Linked DNA regions of Homo sapiens: all the other regions are linked to region 3. Evidence: chromatin loops called from intact Hi-C (ENCODE). Cell type or tissue: endothelial cell of umbilical vein. All regions are shown on one strand. Links, peaks and the distances in the headings refer to the core of each region. The heading gives the core; the rest is flanking DNA.

Region 1 (5,840 bases), core at 360-5,359, 1.5 Mb before region 3:
GAATGGTTCAACATGGCAGAAAGGAGTGATTAAAAAGATAATCAAGAGAGATAGTAAACACAACATCTGAAGCAGAGGGAAGCCAGGATGCAGGTGGCATCTGAAATTACTGATTGATAAGGCAATTCCATACTTCTTCCCTTCTTTGAACTAAAAAATCTGGGATATTTATAGATACCTGAGAAGGAAGAAGGGCTGACATCCTGTTAATTTTTAGGCACTGCTCTCAATCTGTTGGATCCACAATGTTTTTTAATTCAAGAACCACCTGAGTTACCATTACAATTTGTTTTGGGGGACAATGAAATATGTAGACTCAGCCAGAAAGAAGGGGGTTAGGGGACTCTTAGCTGTGGGTATGTGGATAAAGTTAAGAAGGTGAACTGAGAAATCAAACAATTGAGAACGACAGATGCCAGACTCAAGAGCATGAATTTATCCTATAGGCCATGAGGAGCCAATGAAGATTGCCATGTAGTGTAATGACATAGGGGAAGAAAGATTATACAATATAGATTTAGATTTGATCCATGTGTGCAGGATGGCTTGGGGTTCATGCCAGAGGATCTGGCATAAAACCTTGTCTAACTAATGGGGGCCTTGATCATAGATGTGAAAGAAGAATGCTAAAGAGTAGATGTGAGGGACATGAAGAAAACAAATGTTAGTAAGATTGGGGACAGATTGGATGTCTAATTAGATGACTTACTCACTTTAATCTCTTGTATTAACTTTAATTGTTAGATACAACATATATTAAGCTACAATTCTATTAGTTAGTACGCAGAGTGAGTTAAATAGGCCATCACACATCTTTCAAGAGTTTCTAATTCAGAATAGGCAATCATAGTTTTAAAAAGCACACAAAACAAATTATGTAAGAAAATTAATGATTAGGAAGAGTCACCTTAAAATAGTGTACATTCTGAGTTACAATACATTTTAAAGGAAATGCAGTTTTATTGATTTCAAGTTTATATAGAACTAGGAGTTCTAGGTTAATATTAAGTAGAAGAAGTTCTGTTTTATTAACAGATAACATTTTAAAAATTAATATTAGTATTAATAGGTAAAATTTTTCAAAATAATTTTTAATCATAAAATTTGTCCTATCCATTTAAAAGTTTGGGATAAATTTGGTCAGAATTTAAGAAGTTCTTTAAAATATGTAATTATATTTGATACAAGTGTAAGATAATTTAGAAACCCAGAGAATAATATAAAATTCTGGGACTAGGATATTAACATTTCTAATGGTCTACCAAACCATCTGGGCAGCAATTCTAGAGGAGGAATTCAAGGAGTTGTTTCTGGAGTAGAAGAAGAAAAGTACTTGTAGGTTTGAGCCCGTGCCTCCTATATATTTGTTATGGACTGAAATGCAACCCCACAAAATTCATATGTTGAAGCCCTGACTCAGTATGTATTTGGAAATAGGGCTTTTAAGAGAGTAATTAAGATTAAATTAGATCATAGGTATGGGCACTAATCCAGTAGGATTGATGTCTTTATAAGAAGAGAGAGGGACACCAGAGCTCTCTCTCTTTCTGTGAGTGCACAGAGGAAAGGCCACCTGAGAGCATGGTGAAAATGTAGCCGTCTCAAAACAGACCAGTTCTGAACAAGATGTTAGTGGTCATTTTGGGATTTTCTCCTCATCTTTGCTAGTTGAAATCTTAGATGGTTGAATTTACATTATAGCTTCATGAATTAATTGAACTTACTTTAATTTAAAAGAATAGTGAAACTGGCTGGTTTTCAAAGCACCTCTGACCTCTAATATGTTCCTCTATCACGTGGACTTGTGTTGTCATAATTAAGATTTTACCACCCAGAATGGTGGGCAACACAGAGATCTGGAATATTTCTTCTTCCGTTTCTTTCTTTCTGTTTCTCTGTCTTGTATGATAGTGACGAGCATGTACTTATGAACTTAAAAGGCATAAGGAAAAATTAATATTCACAGAAGTAGTTGAAGTATACATGCCTTAAAAAATCTGTCATATGGTTTGCAATTGTTTCTTGTATTTATTTTTAAACTTTGCATTAAAGAAGCTGACATTCCTGTGGCCTTGGAACTAGACCCCAGCTTTCCAGGAAAAGTAATTTTTTATGGCAATTAGATGGCTTAGACCAAAGCTTTTAACAACTCAGAGTCTGTCGAACAAGAAGATATTATCTCAATTCCTTTGTTAGAAAAGAAGATTTAAATTTCATTATTACTTCTTATCCATTTGGGAAAATAATGCTTCTGGTAAAAATGCCATTATTGTGTATGTTAACATTTAAGATTTGCACATATAATTCTGTCATAACTCCTCTAAGCCTGATCAAGCCAAAAGATGAGTATTGGGAATTACTATTTAAAGAGGAATCAGTCAGAAAAATGCCTGAGTTACATTTATTCAGATTTTAATCAATTAATTGTTCATTTAATAACTTGCTTATTTATTTTTATTTACTAGGTACCTATATTATACGTAACACTATGGACAAATATAATAAAAATCAAAATGTGACACTACTAGAAATAGCTTACTCTAAGTCAATTTCCTTCCAATAATTTTAGGGCAAATAGATGAATTCTGATATTTTTTGTTAAAATAACTCTTCATTTAAAACTGTTGGTGATTCTAGCCTTCTCTTGAATCTTGTTAGAAAAGGCATATGATTGTGGCTTTGAATTTAATTTTACAAAGTGAGGTTTTCCAGCTTCATAATAAACTACAGACCTCATTTCCAAGGGAATCAGTCATAAAGGATGGAGAGTAAATATTAATGTTCCAGTTCCTAAAATGTCCTTTAGATGTCTCTGTTTCATATCTCATGTGGACCAATACAGCAGGCCACTGGGAAAGACATTGCCTGAAGCTGGCTTCCTGACAAGTTGAATTTGTCCTCAAAGGACAAACGAAGCTCTTTGAAAATAGAATTTGACAAAGTTAATGAAAGAAAAATGTAGATGATGGCATGCAAATATATCATTACTACTTCATAATATTTTTATAACCCAAAAAATCATCTATAAAGGGGAGATGTCCTTTTCTACTTAGCTTGCAGACAATTCTGTTGCATAATATAAATTTAACACTATTTGGTTTTGTAGTGCAATCTGTGTTTTTATTAAAGCATATTCATTCAAGCTGGTCTTGAAAGAATCTTGAATGAACAGTAGAATGAAAGCTAAGATGTGATATTGATAAAAGGGGACTTAAGTAAACATCTAAATAATGTGCATTGATAAACCTTAGCCTTTCTCCCTCTTAACATACAGAAAGTGAGTAGGTGTGGCTTAGGTCCAATGGGCAGTATATTAGGGGATTTCTCTATGGAGTAGTTGATTGGCTAAAGGGAAAAGATCTACATACTCTGAGATTTCTGGGTTTTAATCACCCTACAATGAGGCCCACCAATTCAAATGTTCTGCCACCCAGACAGAGCTACTGATTGGTTATAAATTTGAATAGGTAGACAGGGACCACTAGACATGTGAAGAAAGCATCTCATTTGAAAGTCAGAGCCAAGAGCAAGATGAAAGGAACTCAGAGGAAGTAAAGACAGTGTAGGAACAGAAGAAAAAAATGATAAGATAAATATCCTAGGGAATGCGGGAAATATATTTTACTTCTGAAGCAATAACAGGGAGCTATAAAAATAAAAGAATAAGAAATTCATAAGAAAAATATTTTCAGCAGAAGTAAAAAAATTTAATAGAAATACAAAAGATAAAGTGAAGACTCTTCCAGAAAATTAGAACAAAAAGAGAAAGACATAGCAGATAAGAAAGAAAATATTTTAAAAAAATCAGTCGACCAAATCAGGGTCAAAATGTTTAACTATTATGTTTTCAAGAAAGAGAATAAAAATCAGAGAGAGAGGGGAAAAAATCTTCAAGAAATAATGTAGGAAAACTTGTGAGTATTGAAAGCTTTGAATTTCTAGGTTGACAGCCATCTGAGTGCCCAAAAATGAATGATAGAAAATCTGCATCAACACATAACAACATGAAATTTCAGAACCGTGAGGATAAAAAGACAACCCTAAAAGTAGCCAGGTAGAAATAACAGGTCACATTCAAAAGATGGTACTCAAACAATGGAGAAGTCCCTTCAAACTTGTAAGGAGAAATGAATTACAACCCAGAATTACAAGCTCAGCCAAGCTATCAATCAACTGTGAATGTAGAATGATATTTTCCAATATGTGGGATCTCAAAAAATGTGCATTCTGTTCATATTTCTCAGAACACTATTATGTACTTCATCAGAAAGAGGACCAACAAAAAGAGGAAGCCTCTGCATCCAAGTAAAAGATGCTACATGACAGGAGAGGGATAAAGGGACTATCTAAACGATGGTGCAGGGAAGTCCCAGGATGACAATTGTGTAATGAATCTGAGAACAGTCAGTTCAGGTCAGAAAAATTAGCCCAGAGAACTTCAAGTAGTATGTTTCCAAACTAAACAGAACTGATACTACCCAGTGCTGCACATTTGATCGCTGAAAATTATACTTCCAACAAATCAAAGATAATCAAAATACTATTTTTGTCTTGCATCGTCCCTTTATAATTTTTCAGTGGTGGGATTTTTTTTTTACTATTTTTCTTATGAATAAATTTTCTAGAAGTCTACATAGCCAATGAGCTCACTCCTAGAAGCTATAGAGCCCTGGAGGCAGAAACAGACTAGCTGTTTACCAAGCCTGTTTCTTTTTCTTCTGTTGCACAAACATAGTGTTTCCCAGCTTCTCTTGCAGTTTTGCATGACCACGTAACTGAGTTCTGGACAATGCACATGTAAGAGGAAATGACATGGCACTTCAGGGCCATGGCTCATAACAAATCTTGATACAAGAGGCTTCTTGTTTTTTCTCCTATCAGATTCATGCAGAAATGAACCTAGTGGCTCCAAAAGCTGTATGTTAATGATGGTGGAACCCTAAGGTGGAAAGAGACTGGGTTTCTAAGTCACTGCTTGGCGCTTGCAGCATAGTCAACTGTGAATCAAGAACAGGCATGTCAGGTGGTAAAAAAGTATACTTCTATTGTCCTGCCATCACAGCACATCTAGCAAAACTGTCCTCTGGAGACCTGGAAGGCAAACCATGTTTCTAGTCAGCCTATGGCTTGGGAAAGGGTTTGGAAAGTCAGTCATGGGCTTTACCTTGTGTTTCCAGCAAAGTCTTACTAAAAAGGGATGAGCTTAAGAAAGACTTGGCTATTTTGAAAGCAGAAATGAAAGTGAAAAGAGAAAGACTGAAAATTTGGGCCCTTGAATTTGAGGCTTCAATCTTAGATATACTCTCAATATGTCAAATAGACTATCCAATTCCAGACCATAAATAAAACTGCATTTGGTTTAATATCCCATCTCAATGGCTCACCTGAAGTGGACCAGCTGCTTCCCGTGGAAGAGGGGCAGGTAATTTTTCTATCCTCTTGCCCACTTATATGCTACTTATAAGTTGTCATTGCTGTTGCCATGGGAATGGAGTCAGAGACTAGAAAGGCAAAGGATGCAGGGAAGTTTATGCTAGCTCTGATACTGTAAGATGGGCAGATGTCTGCAGGTGATTTTCCCTCTTTGGGTTGCTTTGGTGGCTCTGCAGGGTCACCCCCTGTGGGGCTCATCTGGCTGCAACAACTGCAGCTCTCTAGCCCAGTGCTCAGCCCCTGGGTTTAGGGAACCACTATCCACTCTCTATTTTGGTTAGAGGCTCATTACACTTCCAGAAAGTCCTTCTTGGACAGAGCTAAAGGTGGCCCCCAGCTAGCTCTCTCCTGAGGTCCTCATCTCCTCCACCAGAAATACTTTACTGCCCAAAGAGCTCACCAGTTGC
Region 2 (5,000 bases), core at 1-5,000, 560 kb before region 3:
TACATAAACCAGCAATCCCAATTCTAAATATTTACCCTAGAGAAATGAAAACTTAGGGTCACATAAAAACCTATACATGAGAAATTCAGCAGCTTCATTCATAATAGCCAAAAAACTGGAAACAATAGAAATATCCTTTAATGTAAATGGTTAAACAAACTTTGTTGTATCCACAACATGCAATATTAATTTGGCAATAAAAAGAAACTGTTGATACACCACCAACTTGGATGAATTGTAAAGACATTGGACTGAATGAATGAAGTTATCCCAAAAGATTATATACTATACAATTCAATTTATTCAATTTCATTCTCAAAAAGGAATAGCTATTTTGATGGACAACAGATCAGTGGTGGCCAGGGGTTGGTGTGGGTGTGAAGGGGTTTCTTTGTGGTAATGGAAAAGTTCTGTATCTGGACTGTGGATACGGACTCTGTTCATACATGTGTTAAAATTCATAGAACTGTACAACAATAAAAAGTCAATTTTACTCTATGTTAATGTATAAAATGGGATAAATGAGAAAGGACACATCCATTTTCTCCGATAATAAATCAATACCAAACAAACAAACAAAAAAATCGCACAGCCATTTAGTCTGGGCATACAGAAACCACATTATTAAAATGTTATCCTCTTCCATGTCAAGCAAATTTCTGACATTTACTTGGAATGTTGGATTAAAGTATGGATTTTATCCCATGCACTATAAATTCAAAATATCTAAAGACATTAGAAATTTCATATAGGAAAGGAAGAAATTTCACCTGAATAGTAGGAAGCATTTCATAACAGACTAGATTCTCATTCAGGAGGTGCAATATATTTACCAAGCCAGTGATGCATAAATCAGCTGGCCACCTATCATCTAAAATTATCACATTTAGACCTACAGAAAAGAAACTGTTCCTGAGACTTTTTGTTAAGTTCATTTATTTCATTTTTTTTTTTTGTATTTTTAGTTTTGAGTAAGAGAAAGAGGAAAAGAGTGCTACACCTTTTAAACACAGACTATTGGGAGAGGAAGATGATTGTGGCAAGAAAGAAATATGTTATAGGAGGTTATAGATAGATGACTGGGAATACCTGACTTCCTGTGGAAATTTTCAGAAGCAAAAAATAGATACACTTATAAGGCCAGGTGAAAACAGTCTGGATAGATAGCTAAGCATTTTTTTTTTTTTGCTTCTTCAACAAAAACTTTTTACATGAATGGTTTGTAAACATTACAAAACCAATCAAAATGCTTTTAGACACTCTGAAAACTTTCCATAGATAACAGGTATGGAGAACTGGAGTATTAAATTATTAAACAATCAGTATTAAATGCTAGTGATGTGACAATATTTAATATTCAAATTTGGAATTATATATAGAGAATTTGTATGCTTTTGGGTTTTATGTCTTTTTAATGGTAGGAAAGAATGCAAAGAAATCTCTAAAATAACAGCTAGTATTAAAAGGTCAACGTTATACAGTGTTGAACATAATTTTAGAGTGTAATGTATTTCAAACCTGTGCACCCAGAAATTCACTGAGCTTTAAATTACACAATGAGGCATGTACTCTGAAACTGAGCAATTCTTAATCCCTGTATTTTTATGCTTAATTGCATTAGGATTTGTTTTAAATGTTTGTCACTCAGTTATAAAATCCTGTGATTTTTAAATTTTTTAAATTCTCATTTACTCTGACAACACATAATAAAATCATTTTAAAATACATAAAACACCATAAAGATGTAAAATTAAGGTCAAAATTACAGAAAATACTAATTTACAAATATTTATTAAGCACTTACTAGTACTATTAAACGCTAATCCATGCACAATAATGTAACAGAACAAAATTCTCTGCCCGCATGGAACTTATATTCTAGTGATAAACAAATGTGATATGTCAAAATATGACAAGTGCCATGGAGAAAAATTAAGCAGGGTAAAAGGTGGATGAGTGCTGTGTTGGGGCTGCTACTTTGTTTTCAGTGGTTGGGAAAGGCTTTTTAATAAGATGACATTTGAACACACACCTAAAGTGTAAAGAAATGAGTCATACATCCTTCTTGGGGCAAGATTTTTGCAGAAAGAAGCAGATGATCCCAAAGCCTTGAAGTGAATCCTGGTTACCCTATTTGAGAAACAGCAAAGATGCCAATGTGGCTAAAGCTAGATAGGTGGGGAAGAAAGGACTAGAAGACCAAATCAGATGGGTATGTATTAGTTCTCCATTGCTACATAACAAATTTCCATAAACCCACTGACCTAAACTCTGACTGGACTTATTATCTCACAGTTTCTATAAATCAAAAGTCCAGTCAGAGTCCTCTGCTCAGGGCCTAACAAGGTTGAAATCAAGATATAGGCTGGAATGCAGTCTTAGAAAAATCCACGTTATAACTAATTCAGCTTGTTGGTAGAACTTATTTTCTTGTGGCTTTAAGACTGAGGTTCGCATTTTCTTGTTGGTTATCAGGATAACACTCAGTCTCAAGGCCATTCTTGCCATAAGGCCCTCCACATTGGCAGTTCACATGGTGGTTTGCCTCCTCAAGGTCAGAATTTCCATCTCCAGTCTGCTAAGACACTATTATGCATGGTTATCCCAGCCACCTGTGTATAATTACAGGCAGCATATATTCACGGTGCAACCTGTAATCAAGGGGCGGGTGTTATGTAGAGCAGCTGCACCAGGGGCTGAGAATCTTGGGGAACATCTTAGCATTCTGATTACCACAGCAATGGGGAGTGAGATGATGTAGAGCTCTATAGAAAACACTGTAAGACCTTTGCCTTTTACTTTGAGTGAGGTCAAATAATCAACAGAAGATTTTGAACTGACAAGTTTTAGACACAACTTGGGCTGCAATATGGAAAATAAACTGTAGGGGGCAGAGAGGATCATGAAGATGAGTTTGGAGAAATTAGGAGGAAGAGGAGATGTATCCGATTTTAGTTTTATTTTTAAGGTAGAGCTAATAAGATACTGTGACTGACTGGCTATAGAGAATATGAGAAAGAGGAATCAGAGACTACATGGATTTTTCCCTCAACAATAGGAAGGGTAGCATTGCAATTTCCTACATGGGGAGATGGTGAGGACAAACAGAATTTGGGGACATGGTGGGCAGCAGGCAGGAATGAGGAGCTCAGTTTAGCAGATTTTAAATTTGAGACACTTATTTAGTGTTCAATTATCATTAGGTCGTTGGATATTAGAGTCAGGAGTTCAAGGAATTGGCCAAGGCTAGAGCTATAAGAACAGTCATGCGTTGCTAGATGACAGAATATATTCTAAGAAATATGCCATTAGGCAATTTTGTCCTTGTGTGAATGTCATAGAGTGTACTTACATAAACCTAGATGATATAGTCTGCTACTCACCTAGGCTATATGGGATAGCCTTTTGCTCCTAGGCTAAAAAGCTGTACAGCACGTTACTGTACTGAATACTATGGGCAATTATAACACAATGGTTAGTACTTGTGTACCTAAACATGGAAAAGGCAGAGCAAAAATATGGTGTTATAATCTTATGGAACCACCATTGGTTGTATATGCAGTCTGTCATTGACCAAAACATCATTATGTGATGCATCGCATATAGGAATCATCAGAATACAGATGACATTAAAAGCTTTAAGACTAGATGGAAGAAAGTGAATGAAGAGTGAAGAGGAGACTTTTCATCCTAAACTGAGGTATAGGACCCTTTAACATTTATAGGTGATAGTGATGAGGAGCAACCAGCAAAAGAAACAGAGAAGAAATGACCACAGGAAAATGAAGTCTGGTGTCCCAGATAACAAGGGAAGAATAGGTTTTGAGGAGTGAGCAATTGATCCACTGGGCAGATATCCCAAGGAAGAGGAACACTGACAATTATCCTTTGGATTTAGCAATATGGAGCCATTACTGATCATGACAAATGCTGTTTAGCTGCTAAAGTAATAGGAATGAAAACCTGATGAGAATAGATTCAAAAGACAATCAGAGGAGGGAGGCAAAGTAGACATAGTTCTTACTCTGGTTCTGCTATAAAGAGGACCAGAGAAATGGGACATAAGTTAGAAAGATAAACAGGAGATTTGATGGCATTTTTTAACGCTGATACACATGATCTAGCAGAGAAAATAATTTATGATGCAAAAGAAAAATGACATAAGTGCTGGAATAATGTTCTCAAATAAGTGAGAAGAGATAGAATCTAAAACACTAGACAGAAGACGAGTTGACTTTAGAAACGAAAAGGGAGTTTTTGTATAATAACAGGAAGAAAGGTAGAGAAGGTGCAGGTAGACTAGTAAACATGGCATGGGAAATTGTCAAATTTTCCTTCTCAGGGAAATGAAAATCAGATAAATCAGCTGATAGGTTGGTAAATGTGGAGTGGGAACTTGTCAGATTCTTCTTCTCAGTGAAACAGAAACTATAAATCAGCAGAGAAAGAGGAAGAGGAGAGATATTTTAGAGCTTTTAGGAATGTGGAGGTGTAAAATAGTGGTCCCAGAAAGTGGGAGAGTGAATGAATCAGGGGAGCATAGTGGGTACAGTATTAGCAAGGGTACCTATACCCTTGCTAGGTATAACTAGGGGTCGTGTACCAAATAAAACCTGTAAGCACGGAAGTCAAGTTTCCCCAGCCTGTTCAGCTACAGCAATACAAGTGTGAAATAGGTATGCGAAACTCTGGGCTTAGCCACAGTTTTTGTTGTAATTTTTAAATCAGTGAATTAATCAGTTAATCAATTTATATTTTGCTTGTGGAATATAGCAACAGGATAGCGGGGCACAGGAGTTGAGGGTATATGCGAGGGAATCGTTTTGTGATTTCTCAGTGATGGATAAGAAAAGTGGATGTGGGGGAGGGGCTGTGTAGGACAGAGCAGGACTTCACATCAATGACTCGGGACAGTCAAAGAGCAACTGGAGGGAGTGTACTGGAAAGAGAGGTGATAGAACTCAGAAAATAGGATGCTTAAAATTGAGACTCTGGAGCAT
Region 3 (5,840 bases), core at 492-5,491:
CAAAAATAATAATAATAATAATAATAATAATAAAGGAAAACCAAGGTCTCAATATGCAAACAGGTTAAAGATATGAATTAGCACTACAAAATGAAGTACAAATAAAAATACACATTTCAAAAATGTTCAATCTCAAACAATAGTAGAAGAATATAGTACTTTTTTTATTTGTATAAATTTAGGGAGTACAAATACAGTCTTGTTACATGGATATATTGCATAGTACTTTAAAGCCTAGACTTCTGAGTAAAATCAATCTTGGTCCAAGACCCAATTCTACCACTTACCTGCTGTGTGATCTTGGGTAAGTCACTTAACCTCTCAAAAAATAAGTTTTCGAACATTTAAAATAGGAATGAAAATATTGTCCTCCCTTTATGTTGTTGCAAAGAGTAAATGAGATAATATAAAGGTTTTGCATGGTAAATTGTCTATAAGAAGGGCTCAATAAATTTTAGCTTTTGTTGTTGTTGTTACAATCACATTCACCTTTCCAATTAACAAACTTTAAAAAAAATCCCTCAATACTGGTGAGGATGGCAAAATGATTTATATCTTCCAGAAAGAATGAAATGAGTGCAAGCTTTCTGGAAAGCAATTTGGTAATATGTATAAGGCACTTTTAAAAGGTTCATACCCTTTATCCAGCATATCACATTTAGGAATCACTCCTAAGAAAAATAATGAGAAAAATAGACAAGGAATATAAAAAAATGAGATCATACAGAAAATATCCATCACAGTGTGATAGCAAAAACATTACCAATAATCTTAAGGTCTAAGTTGAGAGGGAAGGCTAAACAATTGATAATAATTCATAGGCCTATTAAAGAGCAATGAAAAGCTAGACAAGTGCTTACAGCCATGGGAAAGTGGTGTTTTTTTTTTTTTAAGTATTTATTGCTGTGAACCAGAACAGAGCTTATCACAGTAGCTGGCAAATAGTAAGACTCAATCAATAATTCAATTGAATTGAACTATAGAATTCTAAGCGACAAAAAGCAGGCATTCATTTTTCACACACATACACACACACACATATCTAAACTTATATGAAAGAATCACACAAACTCTAGAAGTAAATATGATATAATTCTAACAATATTGTCTTTTGATGATTTTTTTCTGACTCTTTGGGCTTTTCTCTACTTCCCATTTTTTTTTCAATGGAGACTTCGTACATTTATAATCAGAAAAATAGAGAGTAGGAAAAAAAAAGAAAGAAATCCTAGAAATTGAGTAGAAGCCAGCTGTATCAATTATTTCTCATTACACTAATCTGAGTGTATACTCTTCTTTACTCCTACCCAAAATATAAAATAGGAAAAAGGATATGAATAGCATGAATAAATTGGGAGGCAGTCTTTAAAACATACCGTATGAAAAAAATATTGCAGTAAATTTCAAAAAAAGTCAAAAAAGTATGTATCTAATATTAAGAAAATTATACATATGCTTTGCTCCCTATATAACTTGCAAGTATAAAAGACACACCATGGCATAAACCCTTTAGGTACAAATTACACATTGTTTTACAATGGAATTATATTTGCTTTTAGATACTCAATGTCACAAAGATTCATACATAGTGGTTATCATCAAGTTTTTAAAATCTGAAAAAATTCTATTCATTTAAAACTTCAACTCTATATGAAATCCAAAAGGTGTATTTCAGGAGATCAATGACATTCTCCAAGGGGAAAACCAAACAATTTCTCAGATTCCCCAGTTCTCAAACACACTCACCACAGACTGCCCTAGAAAGTGACAGAATATGTCAACCAGTGCTTCAAGTTACATGAGGGTGTGGCTGCCAGGCCACTGGCTGGACTCACTCACTGAAAGTTCAGTCTCCAAAAGGATGTGACTTAAATTCACACCTCAGTAAAATTATAGCTTACTATATGTCATGTACCTTTAAAGATGGATGGTAAAACCTTGACTCATGAAAAGCTAAGTTGTTGTATTCCATGGGTCTGCTATATCTACAATGTCTGCCGCTTATAAAAGTAAAACTTTGGCTGGGTCTGGTAGGCTCATGCCTGTAGTCCCATCACTTTTGGAGGCTAAGGCGGGTGGATAACCTGAGGTCAGGAGTTCGAGACCAGCCTGGCCAACATAGTAAAACCTCATCTCTACTAAAAATACAAAAATTAGCCTGGCATGGTAGTGTGCGCCTGTAATCCCAGCTACCCAGGAGGCTGAGGCAGGAGAATCACTGGAACCCGGGAGGCAGAGGCTGCACTCCAGCCTGAGCGACAGAGCAAGACTCCATCTCAACAACAACAACAAAAAAAATGACATAGGACATAAACTGAAGTCTATACCTCAATCATGTAACAAGTTCAAGTACTTAATTTACCTAATGCCAAGAGTTTGGACTTTTAAAGTAAAATATGTAGTGTTTTTACTATAGTAATTATTTTTTAAATTTTCCTTTGTATGATAAAAATATTTGTAAATAACTGCTTTGTAAGTGTATTTCTTTTGATGTAACTTCTAAGGTTTGCTTCCAAAAACTCCTAAGAGGGAAAATGTGAGTGGGACTGTAAATGAAATGAGAATGGCCACAATTTGACAATTATTGAAACTGGCTGATGGGTATGTGGGAATGCATTGTACTACTCTTATTTTCTACCTTTGAAATGTTACATAATAAAAACCTTTTAAAAAAGGAAATGCATTTCTTAATTATGCCAATTTGGGTTCATTAACTTAATTTCTTTGTTCTCCATTCTTACAATAGCCACATCCAGTGAACATGGCTGAAATGTCCACCACATTGATCTTGAGGACATTCCAACCAGACACTTAAACAATACAGAGATCGCATTCTGATGCACAGATGACAGAATAAATTAATTGACTCAGCTATGTCCCATAATTTAATTATTCAGTCAAAGGCAAGGGTGTATATATCCAGCTTAACCAAGAAGAAATTGTAAAACAAGTTTCAGCTGTCATTGTAACCAATAAATTATAGTACTATATGGCTGATTCAATTTGGTCACTGGTGACCGGGTCATCACTATAACAGAGGACATTAGGGGATCTGCTGAAGTGTCATTGAGGTAATTTGCACTTTTTTTGCATTCTTCCAAGGGCAATGCAACAGAAAAAAAATAATAGTTATAGTCTTTGACTCCTAGAAAAAAAGAATTTGCTCAGCAGATGCTGTGAGGGGATTAGGATTAAAAATGCAAATGGTTAATACAATATCTATTTTAGAATAATCATAAGTTTTTTTCTATCATGTTCATTTAATTTTTTTTCCTTTCTCTTACCCAGACACAAACAGAATTTTAGCATATTTAATTTAATTCCTAACAGTTCCTCACATAAGCAGATCTCACATAAAAGCAGAGTGTGTTAAATATTACAATCAAATCTTTAAAGTATTACTCATAATAGATCTTCTGAATATACTACTAAGAATTTAGGTGCCTGTTGACTTTAACTTTATTAACTCACTATGATGTAAATAAATTATGTTTAAAAGAAAAGTTTTAAAAAATGAATATATTGCACTTAAAATGACTCAAGGTTTCTAAGCATTGCACACTGCCACCTAGTGCTAAATGTCTCTTTAACACCAAATGCACAATGGATGTCTTCCACAAAGTGGAAATGCTATATTTTAAACAAAATTTATTCAGAACAACAGGTCTAAAATACTTTATTCATAATTCCTTCAAAATAAGAATGCTATTGGAGATAAATGCAATGACATATACCATAAAATCACACCCATCTCAAATTAAAATTTAAAAGATCTGAATGGATTAGTTAATATAAAAAATTGCAAGTCTTGTTAATAAAGACATCCTCTTTTTAAAAACAAAGTGATTTACAGGTTTTGTTAAGGAAGACAAGAAATTTTTACTTTTTTAAAAAAAAGTGATTTTTAACTACTGCGCATCAATTATGCAGCTATTCTCTTATGAATGTGATGTATGCTAATCTCTAAGTGGAATATGTGGTTATCTAGCAAGTTTCGCATAAGAAGATGTTGAAAAAGACATCATAGAGTGTTAACTGATCACTAACAGTACTTTAAAGCTTCCTTGGAGATAACCATAATCTCCATGCACCTATAGGTTCTAACTTCAATTAAAGATCCCACTGGTTTTAGTCCTACTTTATTTTTTATTTTCCCAGCATTGAATAGTTTTTGTGTTTTGGTTGTTCTAATGGCAAGAGCTCATCTCTGATCTTTTGGCTAAGAAAGCAAAGCCCCATGAAAATGAATGAGAACCATTTTGAAAGAACTAAAGGAAAGATTGCTATTGATGGTCAGGGAGTATATTCTATTTAATTCATTGTATTCTAAAATGGTAGTCCCCAAGTCTGATCTACTTAATGCACTACAACTATCTATTCTAAGAACTAAGGTGAAAGGTGAAAGGCTCATATTTCTGTCAAATTTTTCATAGTAAAAAATATTAAGAGGATTCCTTGTAAATCATTGTTGCTTAACATTTAAAAACTCACACTCTCTTTTGAGAAACATAAAAATCTCGAAGTTCTCCTTCAAAGCTATTTAAAATATATAAATAAATGATCTATTATAAACAACTAGTAAATGAAAATTTTTAAAAATCATATTTTTCTTTTGATCTTGGAAGATGCTTTACATTGATGCTGTTACTCCAATCATTAGAAGTCAGCATGACAATTAAAGTTGTCTGTGTATCTCGCAAACTTTTCTATCCTTGTAAAACAACAAAGAAAAACAATTGAGTAATTTCACCATTGTTTTTTGTATTGCTTTATTTTCATAACCAGAAGAGTATGTAAAGATAGATAGATAGACACAGATAGATAGATTGATAGATAGATCGATAGACAGATAGATAGATACAGGCTCTCCTTTTAAGGGAGGAGATGTTGCCTTCATTCCCTTGAATATTATTGATTTAGATAATTCCCAAAGAAATGTATAACCAAAACCACATGATTTGAAAAACTTCTCAAAATTTCCTTTAATCAGTTTAAACAAATTACTGCCAATTCTATTTCACTTAGTTCTTCATAGGGCTATTTAAAATCAGGACACCAAGTTGGCATGGCTGCCTAATACAGAAGATAGAATTTACTCAAAATACTGCAACTCAAGAAACTCAGTTTGAAATATATTATTTAAGGACATATACTGTATTGAAACCCAATTCACATCATGCTGGAATGACATCTATTATAATAGCTAATGTTTGGTGAAATTACACAGTCCATTGAAAAAAATCTAAAGTTCTGGCTCCTAGATATTCCATTGGCCTTATGGTATACCATTGATAGCAAGATACTTCCAAGAAATAAGAAATAAGATAGTGAGTACAACTGTGCCTTATTTAAAAAACTATTACATATATTATATTATAATATATACAATATCTATTATATATAATATATAATATATGATATATAAGATAGTTATTGTATTATTATATGTATAATATATAATATATTTATATATAATAATCCTAACATAATATATTATGTTAATATATAACATAATATAATATTAATATATTAATATAATATATAATATATAAATATAATATATTAATATATTATAATATTAATATAATATATAATATATCTATAATAATCCTAACATAATATACTGATATATAAATATATAATTATATATAAATATGTATGATATATATAAATTTATATATCATATATATCAAAATATATATAAATAATGATATATATAAATATATATGATTATTATATATTTATATATAATAATATATATACTATATATAATATACTGGATATATATAAATATACATATATAAATTATATATAATGTAGTCCATAAAATTTCCTAAACA

The links. Hi-C counts contacts between places; a loop is a spot of excess contacts. Peaks named below come from ENCODE experiments on the same cell type or tissue, not always from the same donor. Only the 100,000 strongest peaks of a DNase experiment are listed, where the experiment ranks them.
Region 1: it touches region 3 in a loop (5-fold over the local background); 11 of 110 quality-filtered maps call a loop at or near these places.
Region 2: a loop joins it to region 3, with 10 times the contacts of the local background. A loop is called at or near these places in 17 of 110 quality-filtered maps.

What each region holds. Positions count from the first base shown.
Region 1 is chr4:141,343,540-141,349,379 of GRCh38, forward strand. No RefSeq gene overlaps it. Among named protein-coding and RNA genes, the nearest start is that of LINC02432, 14 kb to the left of the region's middle. In endothelial cell of umbilical vein, for the core only: a CTCF peak has its summit at 2,828; DNase peaks (open chromatin) are centred at 2,822 and 4,802; H3K27ac peaks cover 428 bases.
Region 2 is chr4:142,280,165-142,285,164 of GRCh38, forward strand. The region is part of intron 9 of INPP4B (inositol polyphosphate-4-phosphatase type II B); the gene reads right to left. Among named protein-coding and RNA genes, the nearest start is that of INPP4B, 560 kb to the right of the region's middle. In endothelial cell of umbilical vein, for the core only: a CTCF peak has its summit at 2,881 (motif pointing right); no DNase peak of the experiment used is centred there.
Region 3 is chr4:142,837,156-142,842,995 of GRCh38, forward strand. The region is part of intron 1 of INPP4B (inositol polyphosphate-4-phosphatase type II B); the gene reads right to left. The region is part of intron 3 of USP38-DT (USP38 divergent transcript); the gene reads right to left. Among named protein-coding and RNA genes, the nearest start is that of INPP4B, 6.2 kb to the right of the region's middle. In endothelial cell of umbilical vein, for the core only: a CTCF peak has its summit at 3,586 (motif pointing left); a DNase peak (open chromatin) is centred at 3,566.